2 separate regions of the Homo sapiens genome follow, and region 1 is linked to region 2. A link is a loop called in an ENCODE intact Hi-C map of the cell type or tissue named here. Cell type or tissue: chondrocyte. All regions are shown on one strand. Each heading gives the region's core, and the rest is flanking DNA. Links, peaks and the distances in the headings are about the cores only. Region 1 holds the start of OTP-AS1 (OTP antisense RNA 1). Region 2 overlaps ZBED3-AS1 (ZBED3 antisense RNA 1).

Region 1 (12,153 bases), core at 4,829-7,328, 490 kb after region 2:
TATTTTAACAGTAGGGGAAATGTCTATATGTTACATACACAAGGGTAATGCTTAATGACCTGAAAATGTAACTTAAAGAATGATCTCTGCCACTTACTAGGGATATGACCTTTGGCAAGTTACTTAGCCTTCATGACTCTCAATTTCTTCCTCTATACAACAAGGGTTAAAATATCTACTTCATAATGGTGCCATGAGTTAAATGAGATAATGAGCTGTGTCAACTAAAAAATGGAGTTCAAATGTAAGGTACTGGAGGGAAAGTAATGAAATAACACTCTCTAAAAATGTTATTTTTGAAATCAATGTTGGAGTACCTAAGCATTAAGATAATAGACTAAGATAATTAATAAAGCAAGGGTAGCAAAAAGACCAGTTCAGCTTCACTTAACTCATTCAGAATTGTGCAATTAGCAAATCTAAAAAGAACTTATTTTAATTTCAGTATATCTATGTTTTGTTTTATAATTTAATATTTTTATTTTTAATTTCATAAAAATCACATATAATCTTTTCCATGTTAAAAAGCATCTACAGTTCTTAATCTGACCTTGAGTTTATCTTTAATAGATTCAATAAAGACTAGGAACAAAAGTATATAAAGTCTTATGACAGTTCAGTGAAAGATGCAAAGAACATATACTATATATGTCATGTGGGTTAATTATATATTTCCTGGTACTTGTGAATTACTTCAACACAGAACTGAGAGGGATTGTGGCAGCGTGAGCAACTGCAACAAGTGTAACTCAAATAAAATGGGTCTGAAGATGGAAACTGAGATATATGGGATATTTCATCACGTGGATGGAAGATGCAGCTTAACGGTAATAACAACTAATTATGCCTGCTTAAAGACAAACAACTTATGAGCGCAGGGCTTGGAAGGCCGAGGGTGTGAACTGCGGTCCCCATGCCATCACTTGTATGGCATGTATGCCATCATCAAAATCAAAAGATGGCTCTTTTTTGTCAGGTCAAGTGAAAAACTCTGTACACAGCTCATACCCAAAACTCCTTAATGGCACGTTTTAGTAAGTCTTCTAAATCCATGCCTTGTTTTGATAGTGTACACATTAAAAAAAGCCAAAGGCATTGTTCTGTGTCTCTCTGTAATGACCACATGCTAAATCGGCCATGGTTCCTATACCAAAAGCTCTGCACTGAGGAGACTTAGCAGAAAGCCGGGCAGGAGGTGCCCCTCTTTGTTGCAGCTTTCATTTTTAAAATAAGTCATAATTTCTGCATTGGATACAAAGATGGGTTTACAGCTATTAGCCATCATATTAATAATTTAGAAAATACATGCCCAATCACTGACGTTCTTTCAATTCCCTATGAACACAGCTGCAACCCACATTAGAAGTGAGGGTGAATGGATATTTTTCAGATGAGATATTTGGGCTGAATTATTAGGGTAGCCTGTACTACAAAATTACTAATAAACATTGCTTCTGGCTCAATTCAGCCTGAACTCAGTGAACCTAGCCAATGGTGACAAATCAAAAACTCTGAAATGCCCAGTGAATGAATCTAACTAATCACGGAACCCTGTAGGAAGTAGATGCCAGGATTAATGAGCCAGTGGTTTCACCATGCCATGCTGTTATTTCTTCACATAAATGCCCTCAGATGAGATTATCTTTATGTCATGAAAAGGAGAAAAGGAAGGTTACATTATTTCAACTGACAGGTTAACTACTGCCATTACTAGAATACACATATTTGTGGGCTAAGTTTTTTCTTTATCCTAAAAATTTAAATGTAAGTTCCACAATATAAATTAAAAACACATTTTCATTTTTGGGAAAAGCTGTCATTGGGGGCACCAAACATAAATTGTCCCAAAGTTAGAATTTTCCTCTTTATTTCCTCTGCATGTCTATATGCACATCTACCGTGATTTACCCAAACTGCTCTGCATGCTGTTTTGTATTGAGTATCTAACATCATCTTCAGCAGGTTGCATTCCCATATCATATTTCCTCCACCATCAACAAAAGGTAATCTAAGTGCAAAATCATTACTATACCATCACTTGTATGGCATGTATGATATTTAGTACCAATACTGAGGAAAAAATAAAGATACAAGGATGAACTTGTATATTAAAATAAATCAATCATATGGTTACATCATAATGGATTGTTTCCAGCTAGCATGTGGTGACAGTATTCAATATCAAACAGGCTACTCAGCAAAAAGTACAATTATTAGAGGCAGGACATCTAGCATGTTGTACTTAAACTACTTTGTGTTCTGATATTATTCAACTTTATTGTCTTTATTCCCTTATTAAATTTACTTAATTATTATTAGATCTTTAACAATTTTGAGTCAGAATTGCTGTTAATGATGAGTAAAAAAATTGTATGAAGCATTATTCTGTTGTTAGATTTTTCTCCTTCAAAAAGCAGAAATCTTTCAGGCTTGTGATTGAGGTTCTTATTCTTCTCTTTTTATCTTTGCTAAACCGTCAACCTTAACAATTCAGGCCTGCTTGCCTTCCCTTAACCTAATGGCGTATATGACTTTAAAATGTTCAGGATTCTGAATACAAAAATCTATTATTGCTATAGAAACAAATATTAGCCCAGAGTCAAGCCAAGTGAAAAACTCTGTACACTTTACTATAATATTGATAAATAACCACTACATTATGAAATATAAGTATCTTTGAAAGCATCTATCACTTGAGTTGATTTGCAACTTCTCATCAGTGTTCTGAGTTGGCCCATTTTTTTCCAATGAAAGATCCCATTTCCCTTGCCTTTGAGAAATACAATTTTTAAAGATTCCATTTAGCATCCTTTATTGCATTCCTACATCATAAAGTTATGCTTTATAGCAGCATAAAAAGCTGTAAAATTGGCATCCTTGTAAACAACATTCCATGAGCACTGGTGAAGCAATCCGTAATTTGTACTGATCTCTTAAATGTGACTTGAGATTACAGTATCCACGATTTCAATTTTTTTTAAAAAAAAGCACTAACATAAAACAAGCGAGAATATGATGAAATGCAAAAACAAGGAAAAGTATTTTTCATTAACTCATATTTTAGAAATTTGGTGGTTGTGTGCTGCTGAATTCTTGGATGAGTTCTCAAATACAGAAATGTTCCGTTCTTGTATGAAATTCAAAATGAGCATGTTTTCTCTTCTTTAATATTTTAATGTACTAAAAATAGTCTTTAGGAAAGTGTATAACTGAAATATTCTGTGAACCCACCCACCAGTTTACCTCTAATTAAAATTCCTAAGGTAACATGAACAGATTTACTTTATCATTAAAAATCATAGCTTTTTGTTCTCATCTCTGAGGAGATTCCATTGTGTTCTCTTAGTTGAGTAACGATTACAACAGCTCCTCAAATTCACATGTAGCCCAGCTGTATTGTATTTTAGCAGGAGGGTATTTTTTAGGGTTTACACTCTGAGGCAACCAAATGAGAAGTCTTCCCGTGGGAAAAGGGGTGCCCTCTCAATGCCTATAATGACCATTAAATTTCAAACCACAAGATTGATTTCGGTTAGCCTTCCCAAGGAAGCCTGTGATATCGATTTGCCTCCAAGTTTAAAACACACCGCAAACCTTCCCCTCGGCCGACCGAAGAAACGGCATTTTTTTCCTACTCCTTTGGGGCAGTCCCCTGAGCACGTGCCTGAAGTCGAGGTTAGTACGCAGCCAGCAGGGACCCTGACAGGAAACCAGAGCAGCCCCGGGGTTGGGGGAGCCCTGGTAGGTGCTGGTCGTCCCGGACACGCCTCTTCTGGAGAAGCGCGTTTGTCCCTTACTTGGGAGGTCCCGGGTATCTGAAGCGGATCCCGGGTCTGGGGACATGAAGGGGCGCCGTGGCCTTAGGGAAGGCCCCAAAGAGGCCTAGGCCCCGGAGGAGGCAAGAGCCGCGGCCTAGCTTCCACCGCGTACCTGGGGCCAGACACGGCTGGGGCGGCGCCGGAGAGCAGAACTCCAGGCTCTGAAGGCCGAGGGTGCGAATTGTGGTCCCCTCCCACCCACGGCCTCCCCATCACGCGCACGCAGCCCGCGAGGGGCGCCCTCCGCGCCACTGCCCCAGGGACACCGTTCATCTGAGGAACTCTCGCGCCCTGCGTTTCGTGCCGACAGCGACGCTCGGAGTCCCACCTGGGAAACCTGGGTTGGCCCGGAAACCTCGGGAGGCTCAGAGCTTGCGTGAGGCGCTCGCGGCGCCCCAGCATGCCGCCCCGTCGCGGAGACCTCACCTTGCAGCCCAGAAACCGAACCCAAGCCCACTGCAGGGCGAAGGGCCCACGCGTTCCAACTGGCGCGAATATAACCATTCCCAAGACCGGCCCCTCCCCTCCCCCCACGAGACCCCTCCCGCCGTTCAAGGTCACACCAAAACCCATCATTCTCTATATCACATACTGAAAATGATTTTATTTTATCCATTTACATTTAACTTGATATAAACTTGTCCGGAAAAGTCAAATAATATGCTTTATATTAGCTCAAACATTTATTAAGAAAACCGAATTCCATAAATAAACACAGACATTAAGTTAAAACATATCACAAATTGACCAGTATGTAACAAGAATGCTTTATCTACACAAAACATCCTATTTCACATATTTGTTCATTCTTAGAAAGCGCTTCTGTTCTCTGGGTTTGGATTTGACCAGCACATGCAGAAAGAGCTGATTGTGTTTCTCTGTACAAAGTTGCAGGGTTGTAGATGTCCGAGTGCCCCCATCGGCTGCCAGCAGGTGGCCGAGGGGCACGAGGGACGACAGGACCACCACAAAACAACCAAGGGCACAGAGCAGCGAGAAGACAGAAACAGAAAAGGAAGCAAACAAACCCCAGTCCTGAAGGATCCAGAAAAGAGATGTGGCTTTTGCTTTTACAAAAGAAAATTTTGCTTACACGTTTATTTTATTCTTCCTTATAAAGACTTATCAAAATGGGTCAGATCACCTCTTCCTCGTCACATGACTGCTTTAGTCTACTCCAGCCACCCAATCCACTGTCACGTTCCTCCTGAGAAGCCTTCCCTTCTACACTCTCACACAGTTGTGCTTAAGAAAATGAAAATAAGATAAAATAAAAATAAAAGCGTTATCTTGCAAGCCAAGAGAGGGCTGCACGGATGTGACTGGGTGGACTGGGCAAGGGTAGCGTGGTGGGAGAGGAAAGAAAGACAGGAGCTTGGAGAGTACAAGGATAAATCAAATCATATCAGTTGGGCCCTCAGATGAGGCGGTTGGTAGCAATGCTTGTCCTCCTTTAAGACAAAAATCCCTAACATTGTGCTGTCCCTTGAACACGTCCGTGTGTGACCTAGGTGCACCGTGTCTGTGCGCGCGCGTGTGTAGCGTCTGAGCGTGAGCGAGAGTGCGAGTGTGTGTGTTTCTGCCCACAAACCAGTCCATTGGTGTCTGATTTCAGATCCTGAGTCGACTCCCTGGTACGTAAAATGGCGGGAAGGATACTTTTTGCCGGGCGCGGGAGGAGGGTCGCGAAGTGTGGGGAAAGAGGGGACCGGAGGGGAGGCGGCGGGCGAGGGGGGTCGTAGGCGTCGCGTCGAAGGTGTGGGTGGGAACGCCGCCCGTCAGAAGGCCAGGAGGAGGGCGCGAGCACGGCCAGCGCAAGCAGGGAGGCCAGGGTGGCGGGAAGGGTGGGCTGAGGCGCTGGAGACCGAGCCGAGGGCGCAGCTGGGTGGGAAGGGAAGAGGGGCGGCCGGGAGACGGGGGACCGCGGGCGATCGAAATCAGGCGGAGGGGAGGCCTCGCGGGCTGGGGCTTGGGGTGAGCCCGAGCGAGTGGAGGAGAGAGGCGAGGACGAAACGAGACGGGGCGAAGGCCGGGGCGGGACGGGGCAGGGCGCCGGGGTCCGGGTGCGCGCCGGAAGGGCCTCGGGGCGGCCCCCGGGGCGGTGCTGGGGGCGGAGCGGGCCGGGGCGCGGCTGCATTAAGTGAAGCTCATAGAGACTGTGTGCTCTAGCGCCTTGCGGCGGAGGGAGGCGATGCTGGTGCCCCGCCACACGTCGCTGCTGTCCGGGGAGCTGCAGAGCTGGGGCGAACCGGAGACGTTGCTGGGGCCGGGGAGGGAGGCGGGCACCATGCCGGGGAAGGCGGGCTGGTAGAGGTGCGACTGCAGCCCCGCGCCGTTGGAACCCGCCAGGCTGTTGGACAGGCCCATGGAGTTGGGCGGCGGACCGGCCGCCAGGCTGCACTGGGACAGCGACTGCGCCATGGCCTGCTGCCTGCCCAGCGCCGGCGGCAGAGGCAGCTGTGACACGCCAGGCATGGCGGCCGCCGCCCAGCGGGTGTCGTTGGCGTGGAAAGAGCACAGGCTGTCGCCCATGGCGGCGGCAGCGGCGGCGGCAGCCGACGGGAACTGAGGCAGGCCTGGCGTGGGCAGCAGTGTGCCGGGCGCACGGAACACGTTGGTCGTCTTTTTGCGCTTCTTCCACTTGGCGCGTCGGTTCTGGAACCAGACCTGGAGCGGGCGGGGCGGGAGACAGACAGGGAGCTATTAGCCGGCCCGGCGGCTGGGGAGTTGGGGCTTGAGCCCCAGAAACCCGCCTCGGATACAGCCGCTCTGCCCTGGGAGGAACAAGTGCCGTAGGCCCGACAAGCCCCCATACCCAGCCGGAGACTGTGGCTCCCCACCAACTCCTGGCAACTGGCGCCCCCTGCACCCACCAAGCGCGGAGTCCTGCGCTCCTAAGAGCTCGTGCCCCGAAGAGTTTACGCACTGTGCAAACACACCAAATGTGTGCAGTCTTCACCACGCCCCTGCACATTCTGTGCACTGCACAGATTCACAGGTCTGCAGTCAGGCATGTGTCAAAGTTCGACCCACAGGTGTACAAATGAAGATAAACGTGTACCCATGTAGCTTAATAGCATGCCTTATAACACTGATGTGCTATAGAATTTTCAGAAACGCTGGAAATTTGGAAATTGATGACAGGCTGTGGATGACATAGTTTCAAAATCGAAAGACAAAGGAAAACCCCTAACGCTACGGTTGACAGAGCGGAGAGGTTAATACAGTGATCTGCGTGGGAAAGTGAACGCCACTGAGCTACAGTGTTGTTTGGGTCACCACCATGACTTCCGATTCCTCCCATATTGCTTCGTGCTACTGCCACAACTCTCCGTGCCTCATTCCCAAACCACTCTATGGACACCTTTGTCTGGGCTGTACGAGTGGCTGGAACCTGCTGCCCCAAGAGCCTTCAACCCTATTCTTTTTTTTTTTTTTTTTTTTTTTTTGAGACGGAGTCTTGCTCTGTAGCCCAGGTTGGAGTGCAGTGGCACGATCTCGGCTCACTGCAACCTCCGCTTCCCGGGTCCCGGCTGAAGCAATTCTCCTGCCTCAGCCTCCCGAGTAGCTAGGATTACAGAAACGCGCCACCATGCCCAGATAATTTTTGTACTTTTAGTGGAGACGGGGTTTCACCATGTTGGCCAGGCTGGTCTTGAACTCCTGACCTCGTGATCCACCCGCCTCGGCCTCCCAAAGTGCTAGGATTACAGACGTGAGCCACCGCGCCAAGCCAAAGTCTATTCCTTTCAGGAACTTACCAAGGGTCCCAAGTAACAAGGCCTCCAGTTCCCTCAAGTCGCCCCCATTTCATTTATAAACTAAAAGCAAATTTTCGGACCAATATGAATTAAAGGAGGTCACATTTCACTACGAGATATATGAATCAAATTTAATTTTGCTCAGACAAACCCAAACGTCCTTTTTCAGGGAAATGAGTTTGATAAAATACACTCCAAATGAAAACAGCCTTCCTATTTTTTTTTTTTTTAACAGTGGCCCGGGAGTTACAGACCCTGTCAGGCAAATTTGCCTAGGCATGTCAAACCCTCTATCACAGAAGAAGAGTTCTGCCTGAAAGATATCACATAAGCTGCCAATCCAAGATAACTCCCATCTCCCCCTATTTGAATGTGATCTTTTTAAATGACAATAATAATAATAATAATTTGCCAGCAAGCCTGCCTGGAAGACTTGCAGTTTAAAATCTGGTCATCTGGCGTTTACTGTGCCTAAATATAAATGATGTAGGACAAGCCCAGGTACTGAGTTTCCTCTTAGAATTTGGCCAACGCAATTTGACCACGATATCCGTGGAAAAAAACGTTGTGCATCCGTTAATCTAACCTATTTAGTGTTTACTCTGCAAGCTAAAGTATCAGGGGTATGGACATACCTGCCCTCGGTCTCGGTGAGCCAGCAATGTTCAGCGGTGTGTTCATGCCCAGGCAAGCGTAGACGCACTCTACGCTTACCAGTGTGAACGGTGTTGCAGTCTAGAATACTCCCCCAGCTTGGGGCCGGCCCTCGCCTTTCTACCGTGCCTGCGCCGTCGCCTACCACTTTCTTCCTGTGGTTTCTACCCCATTTTGCAGATTGCTGCGTATCCCAGTGTCGGCGATGGATAAACAGGTCTCGTCTCTTCCCAGTTGCAGCCCGTGAGCTGGTGGCACAACGGATTAATGAGGCAACAGGGCTCTAGATGGTGAGTGGGATCAATGAGACCCAATTGAGCTGTTAGCGGTCTTAGGCGGAGAGCATCTCTCAGGAGGAAAGGAAGGCACAGCGAGAAGACCTAAGGCCGAAAGTCGCTGTGCAGCACCCACCCAAGGCTGGACTCGGGGGAGGTAGACGGGACGGTGTCTGTGACTAAACGGTTCCCACACCTTACACGCCGCACCGGGATTATGTTTTGAAAGGTGTCTTATAAAATCAAGACCGGTTCCTAACAACCTGCAAGTGCCAGTGAATCCCGAAATGTTTGTTTGAGGAGAGGGAGTGTGAGGGAAGGAGCAGAAAAAAGAAAGAGGGGGAGGATTGCCCAGTAGAATTTCAATAGAAAATGTGACTACCAGAATGGTTTCTGAATCTAGGATCTGCTCAGGCACAGGCGGAAAAGAACAGCTGTTAAAGAACTAAATATTATAGAAATAATCGGAAAATCGTGCTCAATTATGTTTGAGGGTTAGTAGTCAAATGATGGCTACAAATTTTTTTATGTTTCATGGCTTACTGGGATTGGGAAAAAAAATCTGCGTGGGGTCTGAGCACCTCCGTTCCAAGCTACGATGCATATGTTTTTTAAATGTGAATGTTTCCACTTGAAAACTAGAGCATGACGGATTAAAATGCAGGCAAAACCTAAGGGAGATTTTTAGAATGCACAGATGACAACTCCAGGAAATATATTAACCCCAGCCACGGGCCAACTTTGTACTCAGTTTGAAATGCAGCTCTTCTTGGAAAATGCTTAATACAACAGTGAGAATCTAATGGAGGTTGGAATCTAAAAATCCACTTTCATGATATCTGCTGTTACAGTAATATAGACATACTGTAAATGTATTTTAAAATATATAGCCCGTTTAATTCCCCAGCTATAAATGACTGAGAAATAGAAAAAAGAGGGAGAGAAAGAGAGAATATTACTTTTTCCCCCCTTGAAGCAAATGCTTTATGAAGATCTCATTGGAATCCAGCAAATGATTAATGTGAAGATTTTGGAGGAAATCTGGGGAGCTGTATTAAAGCCTAGATCTCAGGTTCATTTCGATCAGCCAGCCGTGAACTCTGGGCCGAATTCATTACAGTTTAATAGTGCTGGGAGAGGAAGAAAATGCAATTTCTCATTCCATTAGAAAACTAGAAAATACTCTCAGTTTGTCCCCCTATTAAGATGTGGCAGGTGACAGGGCCATTCTGGGGGACACGGTCAATGGAATTACAGCACACTATTTTTGTTCATATAAAATATTGAAAGGCAAGCCTGACTGTGCAGAAGTTATTTTACTGATTTGGTTTTTATGTAAATAAAATATTGAAAGTTAATTAATCCATGCTAGAGACTAATGATTATGCTTATTATATTGCATTTGATCACATAATTTGCATGATTCTCACATTGCTGCTTAATAAGCCATTCCAGGTTATAAATAATTCTGAAATTGGTTTCTAATAATGGCATGCTATAAAAGGAATGGTTTTATTACACTGGCCAGAAAAGAGGAGCTATATCAGACATGGAATTGGCCTCCATGTGAGTAGAGATGCTTTAATAAATACTTAAAAGTGTGATATATACCAAATAAAGATAAAAAATAAGTATATTGGATAATTTAGTCTAGAATCAAAAAGCATCTTTAAAAATATACAATTGCAATGAATTAAATGTTTAGATAATTTTTAATCAGCGCAGTGGCCCACATACTGAAAAGAATGTGTGGCAGTCTGTTAACTATAAAGAAAACTATGAAGTATTGATCATATAAGAACATAAGCCAATTACTATTTAATTTGAATTTGGTCAAGGAGCAATGGTACAGTGAATTGTGAAGTAAATACATTTTCCATAAATTATTTTTGCATTACATTACATAATGTTAATCATTTTGAAAAGTTAATTAAGAAGGTTATGTTGATCTGATTACTTTTTAAACTATGGAACATTATTTTTAAAAATATTGAAATTGCCATTCTATTAAATTGTGTCTATCAGCAGGCTCAAGCTATTATCTTTGCTTGAACATTATGCTGGAACAATTAGAGTACTTTGTCTCTTTCTTCTTGTGCATTCTTTTGTGTACTTTTTGAAAATAACTATTTCTGTTACATAGCTTATATTTTATTTCATTTACAACTTTTTCTGTTAAAAGAATAACTGTCATTAACCTTTGGAAGACCTAATAAAGTTTAATAGACCTCGTTTTCTTTTTTCATAAAATCAGTTGTTCAATTATATTTTATTTGTGATTCTAAGTTCTATTTTAATTTAAACTAATTGCCAGTATATCTAGGTTAAGACACAGCATTTTACCCTTTAAATACAGAATTAATAGATAATCTTTCTCTTAAAGGACAAAACCCCAAAATTTATGAATTTCTAACCTGCAAAATTGAACCTACAAGCAAGCACTGTCATCAGTGTTGATGGAAGTATTGAAATTGTATATTTATGTAAAGGTTTAAACTCAACTTCAGATATTTTTTAAAAGGTGAAAAATAAAAATTTTGAAGAGCATTACTAACACATGTTTACAGTTACACAATTAGTACTCTTTTGGTGTGTCGTTTTAAAAGACCATGGTCTAGGCCTTTCACTAGGAAAACCACCCAGACTTATATTGTATAAAAATGCTAATCATTATGTTAATCAACATTACTTTATTAATTTGACCATTTTAAATCCCCAATAATATTCATTTGCTATTAGAGCAGAAGCATGCGCTATCTTTTCAGTTTAGACTATCTTTAAAATGCCGAATGGAGACAGAAACATTCAACGCTGTGATTACGGACGTTCTCATTGCTTACTTCTTAGATCAAATGTAAAGTAACTAAGATCTTAAAGTTAATTTTATAAAAGTAGGTAGCACTGGTTTAACAAATTGACCAGGTTGATGACACCCAGGATATCGTACAGAAAATACCACCGTCCAAGACGGCAAAGGAAGATTTTTCAGCACCCTGGATAGCTCAAGAGTGAGTACCGGCGCTTGGAATTTCACCTCCAGGCACCTGTCCATAAAATATTTGATATGTCTTCATTCTTTCTTTTAAAAAACAAAAAAAAAAAACAAACAAAAATCTGGGATTCACTAGGCTTATACTTTTATTCACCAATTTTCAGAATAATTATAGGTGTGATTTTCTAGGTTATATATAATTTACAGCTTGGAGAGTGGTTGGAGGAGAATAAGGGGTCAGCAATGATTTCCTCTACTGCCTGTCAACCTTTCCCGTTCTGAATGCCCCTTCTTCAGACATGATATCCACAACAGAAAGCCTTCATTTCCCCTCCCCCACCGTAGCTTCCTTAGAGGACTCCAAAACAAAACGGGGCTCACCGGCTTTGGGAATCTCGTCAGCTGCCCCCAGCGCACTGGTAGACTACGAAAGTTCAAACCCCTTGCAAACATCAAAGCTAGGAATATTTCGCCTGAGTGCAGAGGGAGGGTGATACTTAAGGTAATAAAGCCACGCCGTGAAACCTGGGTGTAGCACTTTTTTAAAAGGCGCTCATTCGCCTTATTTGCTCTTTTCTCTTGTTTTCTGTATAATTGTTGCATTCCTCCTTTTATCCAAACGCTTAACACAAACTCATTAGGGGGTAATATTT
Region 2 (12,153 bases), core at 5,058-7,557:
CTGGCCCTGCTTTTAGGTCTTAAATGGATTAAATTTTTGGGACAGGTGACACTTTTCCCTCTTGTCCCTCAGGGTGGTTTTTCTGTTGTTTTTGTTTTTGCTTTCTCCCATAGCTTGTATATTTCAAGTATAAAAATTATGTGAGGATGATCCGCCTGGAAGCCCTTTCCAGAGCTGAGTATTTCCAGAACAGAAGTAAGCAGGCTTCTTTCATTCTAAAGTCTACTGTGATTTTTAACAGGGTTTCCTTATTTCCTATCAGTTTGTTTATCAAAGACTCCAGCATGGAGTTTATTTAGGAAAAACAAATGACTTTTTAGGTTCCACTACTTGGCTGAGAGGAATTCATGTTTTAGGAAGCCCCAGATGGGAAAGCCTTGTTGTTTTCTTCTTTGAAATGATCTGCATTTTCAATTTTTTTCTACTTGCTTTTATTTCCCACAATCCAGACTCGCCTTTTCTACTTTGCCTATCCAACGATCTAAAACACTATGTAAAGATACAGATAAGTCTTGTTGATTCTTTTAAACATTAGCCATAATCCAAAAAAGAAAAAAGTCTTAGGACTATAGTCCTAACAGCACAAATTTTAACCCTGACCAAAGCAATTTCTATTTTAATTTAGGTTATTTGAGCTGAATTTGCAGGGCGAAGTGGTCATGGGTAAAACTAACCATTAGTTACCTCAAGCTTGCAACAATGGCAAAGAAATGTCAAGCCATTAATTAAAATGACTCCCACGGCCCCTCCTGGAATCAAGTCGTTCCCAGTTAGTCAACATCTGTCACAATCTGTGTAAAAGGGCAGAACACGCTATACCCCAGCACATTAAGTTAGAACACAGAGGTCTTGGGTCACTGCCAGAGTAACTTGTCTGTGGCATGATGGTTGCTAAGCGAAACAGAGCATTCTCTGCAGGGAGCCCCCCTGGACTGAGGCTCCTTCTCTTCCCCTTTATTTCTTGCTAGGCCAGCAGGAGCCAGGCCGTGGCCTGCTGACTGCATCTGCCAGATGACTACCAATGTGTGAGTAAACCCATTCTCAAGCCCAAGAGAACCTCTCAGCTGAACCAGGCCCAAGTTGCTCACCCACTGAACTGCCAGTTAAATAAATGGTGGTTGTTTTAATCCACTAAATGCTGGGATGGTTTGTTATACAGCAGTAGGTATCAATACAGTGTACTTGTCAATCTAGGAATTCCTGTCTTGTCAAATCTGAGAAAATTCTCGGTCACTGTCACTTCAAATATTACTTCTTTCCCATTTTCTATTCACTCATTCCAAAACTCCTAGTGGATGTCTTTTCTGTCATTTCTGGTTCTGTCTTTTGTGATCTTAAACTTTCATTCATTGTTTTTCCATTTTTACTTCCGTGTTACATTTTGAGTCATTTCCTTAGTTCCAGTTTGCTTATTTTCTATTCAACCATTAAATATTTCTATTTAGTTTTAAGTTTCAGTGGCTATAAGTTTCATTTATAAAAGAACTATTTGGTTATTTTCTAAATCTGCATTTTGTTTTCACATGTTTTTCTGTTTTTTAATTTGTATTTTCCTTTGCCCTTGTAAATCATTTAAAATGTACTTATTTTATAATCATCTGTGGCTTGATCTGTTTCTTTACTTCTTGGGCATTACTTTTTCTGTTAATTTCATGATCTGACCCTCAAGGTGGTTTCCTCCTATGGTTTGTAATTTTTATTATGAGCTTATTTTCAGCAGGGATTTCTCCCCTCTGGTGAAGATCTGTATGCCTTGGGTAATGTGATTGTCACTTCACTATGCCTGCAAGTTTGCTTCTGATGGCATCCTACCGATATCACCAACTCTCAACCAGCTCTAATGTTTCTTGGTATTTCTGCCCACAGTGAAAATTCAGAGCTCACTTCAATGCATGGCATGGGCTTGGCTTCAAGTTTTTCTGTATGACCTTTTTTTAAATTTATTTTTATTTTTTTAAACCTATAGCCCAAGGACACGGGAGCTTTTTTTCCTGATTTGTTTTTGCCAACACTGTAGCCCTCAGGAACTCAGATTTTGCAAAGTGCTCAATTCCAGTTGCCTTCCTTACTCACACCAGAGACAATATTTTATTGGCCTGCAAGGGTGTTAAAATCCCAAGGGTGTTAAAATCCCCAGATCTCCAGGGCCTATCATTGGTCCAAACCCTGCAGAGGCTACAGTGACATTAGCCCCTACTTACTGCCCAGCCTCTGAGCTCCCTCTTTGTTTCTAGAATCTGGGGATTTCCCTTTCTCTCTGTCTAGAGATTGTTGTGCTGGACCCCTATTGACTCCAATAGGAATGGCACCAGGTTCAAGAGGCCAAAGAAGAGACCTGGAGCCAGCAAATGAGACATAAGATTTGATTTGGGGGAACTTATGTACAGGGATGGACTAGTGGCAGTGGGCTGGATAAGAGAACCACAACTGCTTTCCAAAAGCCTGCAGTTTATACAGCACCTTCACTCAGCACCCTCTCTCCAGCAACATCCACATGGCAACCCCCATTTCCTAGGCTAAGTTATTGCTGTCAGATGTGTTTGCCATACAGGCTGCTGTACAGAGTATGCTTAAGTTATTGCTGTCAGGTACATCCACCGTATATATACATACACATGTACGTATATATACACATACATGTATGTGTGTGTGTACATATTTGTACTCATATACATGTGTATATATAGATATATAAAAAAATTTTCTCTGTGTTTCCCTGTAACAGTAACTGAAGAGGGAATTCTTCTATATAATCTCAGTCCACTATATTGCTAGAAGTTCTCTTCTCTATACTTTTGAGATATGAATTTTACCTTTCAATATTCTAAAATTATAACAAAGCTATAAATTTTGGGAATTGGTATATGTTTGTTTTTAGAAAAATTGTTAGAAACATAATAGCAATGGGATGCTTTAACATGCTACCTTGAACCTTTACCAAATCAAGAGAGTAAAAATTAAGCACAAAAGAGGGATCTAATACTATAAACAAGGTAGATTTAATACATATGTATCAAACATAGTAACCTAGAAGCAATGAATATACATTTTCTGGTGCTCATTTAACATTAACGACCTTCAAGAAGGCTTTAAACAGCAACAGATAGAGTTGAGTTGCTTTGGCCTATTGCTAAAGGCATCTAACCCACCTGCTTTGTGGGAGGTCATCTGCTTTGAATCTCAACTGTATCCAAGTCAGATTTAAACTCTATGGGGCATTGGAATTGTCCTCTGAATCATCTCCAACTCTGCAGGATACATAATAGCACCACTTTGTTGTTCTGGAATTTAAAGACAGGGTCTTATTCAACTTTGGCTATTTTTGTGCAGTCCATGGATCCTTGAAACAGGACATTCTACTTTACCAATATCTGACTCATAGAAGACCTATCTATATACCTACCAGGTGGCTACTACCCAGTAACTCCTACCGCCAATACCATGACATTTGTTTTGAAAACCTTAGCTTATTGCAATATTGCTTATAATTATGAAACCTTAGAAACAACTGAAATGCCTATCAAAGAGAGAATTTATAAATAAAATGTAACATATTCACGTTCTATTTTGATATGAATTACCATAATATTCTATTAGGATATGAATTGTTATAATGGCCATTAGAAGGAATGGATTGTTCCCATATATAACATAATATATCCATGTATAAAGTATCTATATAATACCAACACGTAACATAATGTAAAGAAAAGAGATTCATGGAATAAAATGTGCATGTCATTGATATAAATTTTAAAAACACAGAAATAATACATTATATTAAGACTATATATGTATGTAAAATTATTACCAGTGGACTGATTTGGATATACACTAAATTCATGCTACTTGCTTCTGGAGGTTGCAGTAAAGAACTGGAACTGTGTCTGGGGATGTCACTTTTATCTGTTTTATTTAGTTCATTTTTTATAAACAATCCTTGAGGCAAATATGAGCTGTTAATAAATGCCAATTAGTCTTTTTGCATATTGGTTGCATTTCTCTTTTTTACAACTTTATTGAGTATAATTGATGTACACTAAACTGCACTTATTTAAAGTACACAATGTGATAAGTTTTGACAAGTGTACGTACCCATGGAATCTTTACCACAATCAACATTTGTTTCCTCCCACAGTTTTCTCAGGCCCTTTTGTAATCCATTTTTTGCTTAAACAATTTGTTTTCTATCACTATAGATTAGTTTTATATAAATGGCATCCTACAGTATGTACTCTTCTGGTGGCAGGGGGTTGTCTATCTGCCTTAATTCAGTAATTTCTCAAGATAAAAACAATTTTAAAAATCTTGGAACTGCTGAAAACAATCTGGGGCATATAATCTGTGATTCAGAAAGGGGGAAAGGAGGGAATCTGTGGAAAGCAGGTACCATTTGGGATAGATTCCCAAGCAGGAAGAATAAGCACACTTATTATAATGGCTTCCACATTCCCCAAATTATTCCCTTCATGTAATCTTTTTTTTTTTTTAATTTTGTGGCAGTGCCTGAAACTGCACAGATGAGAGTCTTTTGGATAAGTAAGCTACTCATTTAAAAACAGACGCTTTGCTCAGAATTTACTCAATGGCAGCTGGTTCAAGGAAAGCTTGTCATCCTAACCCTCTCCCAAACTTAGCTTCATTAAGGAAATGTGTGTTTGGATCATAAGAGAGAGGAGCTAAGATGTATTGAGGCATGGAGAGTTGGGGACTGTGGGAAGATCTGAGTGAGGCAGCACCCTAGGAGACTTCGGGGAACCCTAGGATATCGGGAACCAGAACCCAAGGAGGTGGGGAGGGCCAGAAAAGAATGTGAGAAGACACCCAAAGTTAATAGCCATCCCTTTCCTAATGTTCCCTATGTGCGGCTCCCTGATGAGAAACTGGAGGAAGAGATTCCCATCATCTTGCGTCTTCTATTCTCAACATCGGAGAACTCCTGTTCTTGAAATTCAACCTGATATCATTATTGCTCTGTGGATTAAACTGGCTCTTGTTTGCTAGGCTCAGAGTCCAAATACAAGATATAACATTGTTTTTATGGAAAAATGTGCCCAAATACCAAATAATTGATCTACAAAGAAAGTTTTGAAATGTAACCTGTTATACGCCAGGGATTTCTTACATGTGTAGATCTTTGTAACAATGAGCTATGTTATAATGGAAATATTTTCACAGATATAATTCTTAATCTATAGCCAATATCAGTCATTAAAACATACTGTTCAGTCTTGGGGCCCATAAGTGGAAGATGTTATGGAGAAATTGGAAAGGAGCCAGGGGAGACAAAGTAACTGATGAAAGGTTTTGAAAAATAGCCCTTTAGGGAAATGTCTACATTCATTCAGAGGAGAGAGGTGTATCAGTCTTCAAACTATAAAACGATGTTACATTATTGACATCAAGTCTTTTTTCTTCTTGTCCACAGAGGGCAATATTAGAGGAAATGAGTTTAAACAGCAGCAGAGGGGATTTAGGCTAGTCAGATGTCCCCAGCTTGAAGATGAGAGGTGCATTCTCAAGCTCCCAAGCCTCAATCTCATAAGGGAGTGGTCCTTCTTGAGGGATTTTTTTTTTTTTTTTTTTTTTTTAGCGCTCTGATCAGTGGCAGTCCAAGTTCACACAGCCCTGGTCTGCTTGAAGTTGTTTGCATACATCAGTATTTGGGAAACTAAGTTCGGTCCAAGAACAGAAAATGTTTCCTGGCTACATGGAGGGTAAAGCAAACGTGAAGTTGCCTCATACGAGAAGAATCCAGACATGAGAAATCTCAGCCTTTGGTCCATTATTTTGTAAATCTGCTCAAAAGAGCATGGATTCACAAGAGAAGTGTCCAGGAGGAGGGTAGTGTCAGCCCCACTGCTCTGTGGGGCAGTAGGACCACATCTCAGGCACTGGGTCCAGGTCTTGGCAGTCAGGATGTCTCCAGGGGCTGTTGAGAAATTGGAGTGCCTCCAGAGGGGAGCAATGGGGACAGAAGAATCTGGAAACTGGGTCAAAGAAGGAGCAGTTGAATGAACAACGTGTGTTGGCCTGAAGAAGATAAGTTGCAGCGGGGACAAGAAGCTGTTTTCAAAGTTTTCAAAGATTTGAAGTGCTGTCAGGTGGAAGAGCAGTGAAAATTGCGTGGCTCCAAACGGTAAATACAGGACCAATGAGTACGAGTCATAGGGACGGTGTCCGCTGAAAAGAAGGAAGCATTTTATAATCATTAAAGATGTTCAAAGTAGGTGGTGATACTTGGTTATATAGGAAATGTTTGTATGAAGACTAGATATATATAAAAATGTTGGAGGAAGAATTTTTGAGCTTTTTTTTTTTGTCTCACCAAGCAAATGAAACTTTTTGGAGAGAGATGACCTAGCAAAAGATTTTTTCTCTTGGTGATCAGGAAAGGCAGTCTTTGCAGACCGAACCACTAGAGGGAGTCAGGGCAGCAGCGTTGCAAGGCCGCCGTCCATTCTCTTCACCGAAGCAGCAACTGATAGCCAGGCCTGGCTCTCAGGTTCTAAGTTCCCCTGATTTCAATATCACCCCCATGAATCTTTCTGGAATGTTTACATCTGATTAAATTCTTCAATGTCTGAGAGGCCTCTGTGTGTAGAGAGGCACAATCACTGCTATTTGTAGTCTGCTTACATCTTTATTAATTATTTAATAAACAGTATTCTCCTAAAAATTCAAATACTCCCTAAACGACTAAAAATGAAAACTTATGCATTTAACAAATGTGACATTTTCCAAATATCTAAATATTAGTTTATAAACTAATTGATTATCCTAAATATATGTAATATATAGTGTATAATATATATATACTTCTAAAATCACAAATATCCTATATCTAAGTCTTTTAAATGCTACAAATGCCTTAAAAGCAGAAACACACAAATGAATCATCACAATGATACATATACAAAGTGATGAAATATAGCTAAAAAGATTTCCAAGCAAAGTGTTGAAGGTACCACCTGGTTTCTTCTTGGTGCTTATAGTAAAATGCAAGAGGAGAGTGATAAATCGAGGGAAGAACTGTTAAACAAAAAGGAATCAAAGATGATTCTGAAAATTCTCAGTCTCTCCAGATGGCAAAAGATGTTAAAATTAAGAAATCACTTTTGAGCTTGTGGCATAGAGATAAGTCCTGGCCTAGAGAAAAAGCTAAGTAGTGATTGTACAAGCTTTTGTTAAAATCTCAGGAAGATTAAGGGATCAGAGTAGTATTCAGTCATACAAAGGGCCCTCTCCAGAGATTAATGGTGTATCTCACAGAACCTCTCAAATAATAGGACCTTTTGGAAGCTTAATTGAGTTATCTTTCAACCATCTCAGCAGGAACTCAAGGTAGAAGGGGGCCTAGCTCAAAAAGAACCTTGGATGTGGCCTTTATGTAAAGGGAAATTTACTGGAGACCCACAAAGTATTTAAGAAAAGTATTTCAGCAAAAACACTGCCAACTTAAACTGAAAGGGACGGAAAGAGTACAAAATGAAAGGAGGCTGTTAGATCTCCAAAATTCTACTGGCAGGAAGCAGAATGATAAAACTACTCAGCTGCAAACATGTGCTACTTTTCATGAAAAAAGGAAAGATGACTCAGAGGGTGGAACCAAGAGCTATGGTGAATTATTCCCAGCCCTTGAAATCTAATCAAAGAATTCTGACTGAAGTTTGCTAGGCTGGGTTTTAAAACTGCTTTGGACTGTAACTCCTTTTTATCTTCCATTGCCCACCTCTCCTTCTCTTTTTAACTAGAAATGTCTATAACTATTTTACTATATTCATTCCTTCATTGTGCATTAGGAGCAAGACGATTTGTCTTTAGTTTTATAGATTGAGAGGAACTACGCTCAAGGAGCCTCATGCATACCTGGACCTGATTTAAATGATGAGATGCTGGACTTCAAGCAGATGCTGTAATGATATGAGGTTCTCAGGGACCTTGGGAAATAGTAAATGTATTTTGTGTGTGAGAGGGACACAAATCATTGGAGGCCAAAAGGGTGAACTGAGGACAGATGCTAGGGTAGCTCCCACAATCCCCACCTCCTGGTTTCACCCTTGTGGGATCTCGCCATGAGTGTGGATGGAACCTGTGATTTGCTTCTAACTAGTAGAATTTGGCAAAAAATGATGAGATATATGTGATTATGTTTACATGATTATATTATATAAGATTCTGAGTACATTGAGCTGCATAGAGAGAGCACGGGGGCAAGTGAGAGCCAGGTGGGTACTGGAAAGCTCTGTGCCTCACTGAGGAAAAATAACTAAACATGGGCAAAAGAGATCCATGGAACCTGAGAGGCAAGGTGTTATTATATGCATTCTTTGGCAAACTTGTCAGGAGGCGCATAAGAAGAAGCACCCAGATGGTTCAGTCAACTTCTCAGTTTTCTAGGAAGTGCTCAGAGAGGTGCAAGACCATGTCTGCTAAAGAGAAAGGGAAATTTGAAGACATGGCAAAGGCGAACAAGGCTCGTTATGAAAGACAGATGAAAACCTATATCCCTCCTAAAGATCCCCTTTAGGACGAAAAAGTAGTTCAAGGATCCCAATGCACCCAAGAGGCATTCTTTGGCTGTTTTCTTGTTCTGTTCTGAGTATTGCCCGAAAATCAAAGGAGAACATCCTGGCCTATCCATTGGTGAGTTGTAAAGAAATTGGAAGAGATGTGGAAGGGCACTGCCTCAGATGATAAGCAGCCTTATGAAAAGAAGGCTGTGAAGCTGAAGGAAAAATATGAAAAGGATATTGCCTCATACTGAGCTAAAGGAAAGCCTGATGCAGCAAAAAAGGGAGTTGTCACGGCTAAAAAAAGCAAAAAAAGGAAGAAGAGGAAGATGAAGATGATGATGATGATGATAATGAGTAAGTTGGTTCTAGCACAGTTTTTTTTCTTGTCTAGAAAGCATTTAAACCCCCTGTTTACAACTCCTTTTAAAGAAAGACATTGAGATGTAAGGCTGTGTAACATTTGTTTTTAAACTGCACAGTGTCTTTTTTGTATAGTTAACACACTACTGAATGTGGCTTTAGATAGCCCTGTCCTGGTGTATTTTCAATGGGCACTAACCTTGCCTGATACAGTATGGGGGTTGTAAACTGGCAAGGAAATTTAAAGCAGGTTCTTCTTAGTGCACAGCACAAATTAGTTATACATGGGGATGGTAGATTTTTTATTTTCACTTGTCTCTGATGCAGCTTATATGAAATAATTGTTGTTTTGTTAACTGAATACCACTCTGTAATTGCAAAAAAAAAAGTGGCAGCTGTTTTGTTGACATTCTGAATTCTGAATGCTTCTAAGTAAATACAATTTTTTTATTAGTAAAAAAATGTTCTAATCCATCTTTCCAGGAGATTCTCTCTCCCTTGCTGTCTTTGAAAAAGCAAGTTGCCATGTGAAGAGGGCCATATAGCATAGGAGCTGAAGGCAGCCTCCAACTGACGGCAAGAAAATGAGGTCCTCAGTCTGACAACCTGCAAGAAACTGAATGTTCTAAAAGCCACATGAGCTTGGGAGCAGATCTGACCCCAGCCAAATCTCTGAAGTCCGCAGGCAGGAAATGAAGATCAGAAAAAGGCTATTGTCTCATGAATATGAGCCAGACTCCACAGAAGCTGGAGTCCTTCATTATGGAGCTAAACACATACACCTGGCTTAGGAGTCAGAAAAACTGAAAGAGAATTCAGGGAAGTAGAGAAATTGCAAGCCCAGATGCTGCTTCATACCAAAGAAGCAAGTCAGCAGGTCAGCAACAATGTGTATCAGTTCCAAAATGACTTACACAGGTACCAAGACAAGACATTATATACACTTATATAGTCAAATACTTTAAAACTGTTAACAAACTTGCTACAATTGTCTCATTTGTCTTTTAACCTTAATATCACAGATCAAGTTTGTAATCTCAAAAGTTCACCCTGGCTGCTGTGTGGAGTATTCTCTTATCTGCTCATATTACACTGTGCTTATTCATTCATCAGTTAATGGAAATTTGGGTTGTTTCCTGATTTTGACTGTAATGAATAATGTTGCTGTAAACATTCATGTACAGTTTTGTGTGGACATGCTTTTCTTTCTCTTGGGTAGGTTCCTATGAGTGGAATCACTAGATTGTATGGTAAATGTATGTTTAACTTTTAAAGAAACTGTCAAACTGTTTTCTAACATGAACGGGCCATTTTACGTTCTTATCAACAATATATGATGGTTTCAATTTTCCCACATCCTCACCAACATTTGGTATTGTCTCTCTTTTACATCATAACTATTTTAGTGGGGATGTAGTGATATCTTATCGTGGTTTTAATTTGTGTCTCCCTAATGACTAATGATATTGTGCATCTTTGCATATGCTTGTTAGCCATTTATGTACATTCTTTAGTGAAATGGCTATTCAAATCTTCTGCCCATTTAAAAATCGAGTTGTTTTTCTTATTATTCAGTTGTAAGAGTTTTTTCTTTATTCTGTGCAAAAGTCCTTTATCAAGTCTAGGATTTTTGAATATTTTCTCAACCTAGAGCTTGTTTTTCAACATTTTTTTCTTAATGATCTTTTGAAGTGCAAAAGTTTGATTTTGATGAAGTCTAATGTATCACTTCTTCCTTTAACTGTCATGATTTTTGTGTCGTATCTAAGAACTCTTTACCCAACTCAAAGTTACCAAGGTATTTTCTTCCAGAAGTTTTGCAGTTTTAACTCTTCTATATAGGCCTGTGATCCATTTTTAATTCATTTTTTGCATATGATGTGAGAGAAGGGCCTAAGTTCATATTCGTACATGTGGATGTACAATGGTTCCAGGATCACTTGCTGAGAAAAGACTATCCTTTCCCCATTGATTTTTTTGGCACCTGTGTCAAAAATCAATTGACCATAAATGCAAGCGTTTATATCTGAACTCTCAGTTCTTCTCCATTCATCTCTAAGGATATGTCTATGCTTACATCAATATCACAGTGTATTCATGTGGCTTTGTAGTAAATTTTGAAATTGGGTGATAGAAGTCTTTCAATTTTGTTCTTAGTTTTCAGAATAGTTTTGGCTGTACTTTGCATTTTGATACAAATTTTAGGATGTATGTGTGAAGTTTTACAAAAATGCTTGCTGGAGTTTTGATAGGAATTGTGTTGAACCTATAGATCTATTTGAGGGGGGAATTGCCATCTTGACAAGCTTGAGTCTTCCAATCCATGGACAGGGAATGTCTCCATTTATTTAAATCTTCATTAATTTTTCTTAGTAACGTTTCACAATTTTTAGCGTACAAGTCTTAAACTTTTATTACATTTATTTCTGTTTATTCTTTTTGAGGCTTTGTGAATAGAATTTTTTTAATTTTATTTTTTGGGCTTGACATTGCTGATATATACAAATACAATAGATTTTTAAAATACTGATCTTAGATCCTGCAGCTTTGCTAAATTCTTCGATTAGTTCTAGATATTTTGTGTATAGATTCCTTGGTGTTTTCTATACGCAAGATTATGCCATCTGCAAATAGAAGCAGTTTTAATTCTTCCTTTACTCTCAGTCTGCTTTTAATGAGCTATTATGTCTTCTGTTCTGTATTGGTCAAACCCTCACCTGGATCACAGTATTTATTACTGACCATCACAGTTTCCTTGAGGAAATGAAAAAAATTAAAAAGATAAAGTAACTATTACCATAATCCCTACATTCGGACACAATATTTATGAGCATGTGGGGTAAATTCTTCCAGACACTCTTGCTAGAGGACGTGTAGCAGAGCTTATGATGCACTGAGCCACATCCTCCAGCCACCAGATTCCAGTGTAGCTGTGGTGAACTTTGCCTTGCACTTTACCAGTGTCCATATAAGCTCATATCACAGTGTCTTTCTGTTTTGCTTTCTGGAGGTCAGGGAAGCCTGCTGAGCTATATGTAGACCCAACCCATATTTTCAAGGTAATACTCCTTAGTTGATAGAAGCCCTCAGTCGATGGGAACAGGATTTCATGGATTAATGCCCCAGCTCCCCCATCCTGCAGGACATAGAATGTGTGACTATCCAAGATGCTTGCAACATGGTTTCTCAGAGTTCCCAATGGAATTGAATCCCAGCTGCATACAACTGTAACCCACTCATTTATTAACTTTTCTCCCTTCCTCTTTCCCTTCACTTC

The links. Hi-C counts contacts between places; a loop is a spot of excess contacts. Peaks named below come from ENCODE experiments on the same cell type or tissue, not always from the same donor. Only the 100,000 strongest peaks of a DNase experiment are listed, where the experiment ranks them.
Region 1: it touches region 2 in a loop (2.7-fold over the local background); 2 of 110 quality-filtered maps call a loop at or near these places.

The regions. Positions count from the first base shown.
Region 1 is chr5:77,624,310-77,636,462 of GRCh38, forward strand. OTP (orthopedia homeobox) reads right to left here. Exons shown (of 3, transcript NM_032109.3): 3 at 4,403-6,485. The coding sequence ends at 5,955. OTP-AS1 (OTP antisense RNA 1) reads left to right here and starts at 5,362. Exons shown (of 2, transcript NR_198942.1): 1 at 5,362-5,452; 2 at 8,414-10,151. RefSeq lists enhancers at 4,028-4,593, 6,351-6,400, 7,884-8,384, 8,487-8,616 and a silencer at 5,741-6,180. In chondrocyte, for the core only: a CTCF peak has its summit at 6,137; no DNase peak of the experiment used is centred there.
Region 2 is chr5:77,138,293-77,150,445 of GRCh38, forward strand. ZBED3-AS1 (ZBED3 antisense RNA 1) reads left to right here. Exons shown (of 3, transcript NR_182763.1): 3 at 9,360-11,009. It also overlaps a transcript of PDE8B not described here and the pseudogene HMGB1P35. Among named protein-coding and RNA genes, the nearest start is that of ZBED3, 57 kb to the left of the region's middle. RefSeq lists an enhancer at 6,272-6,566. In chondrocyte, for the core only: CTCF peaks have their summits at 6,421 (motif pointing right) and 6,629; no DNase peak of the experiment used is centred there.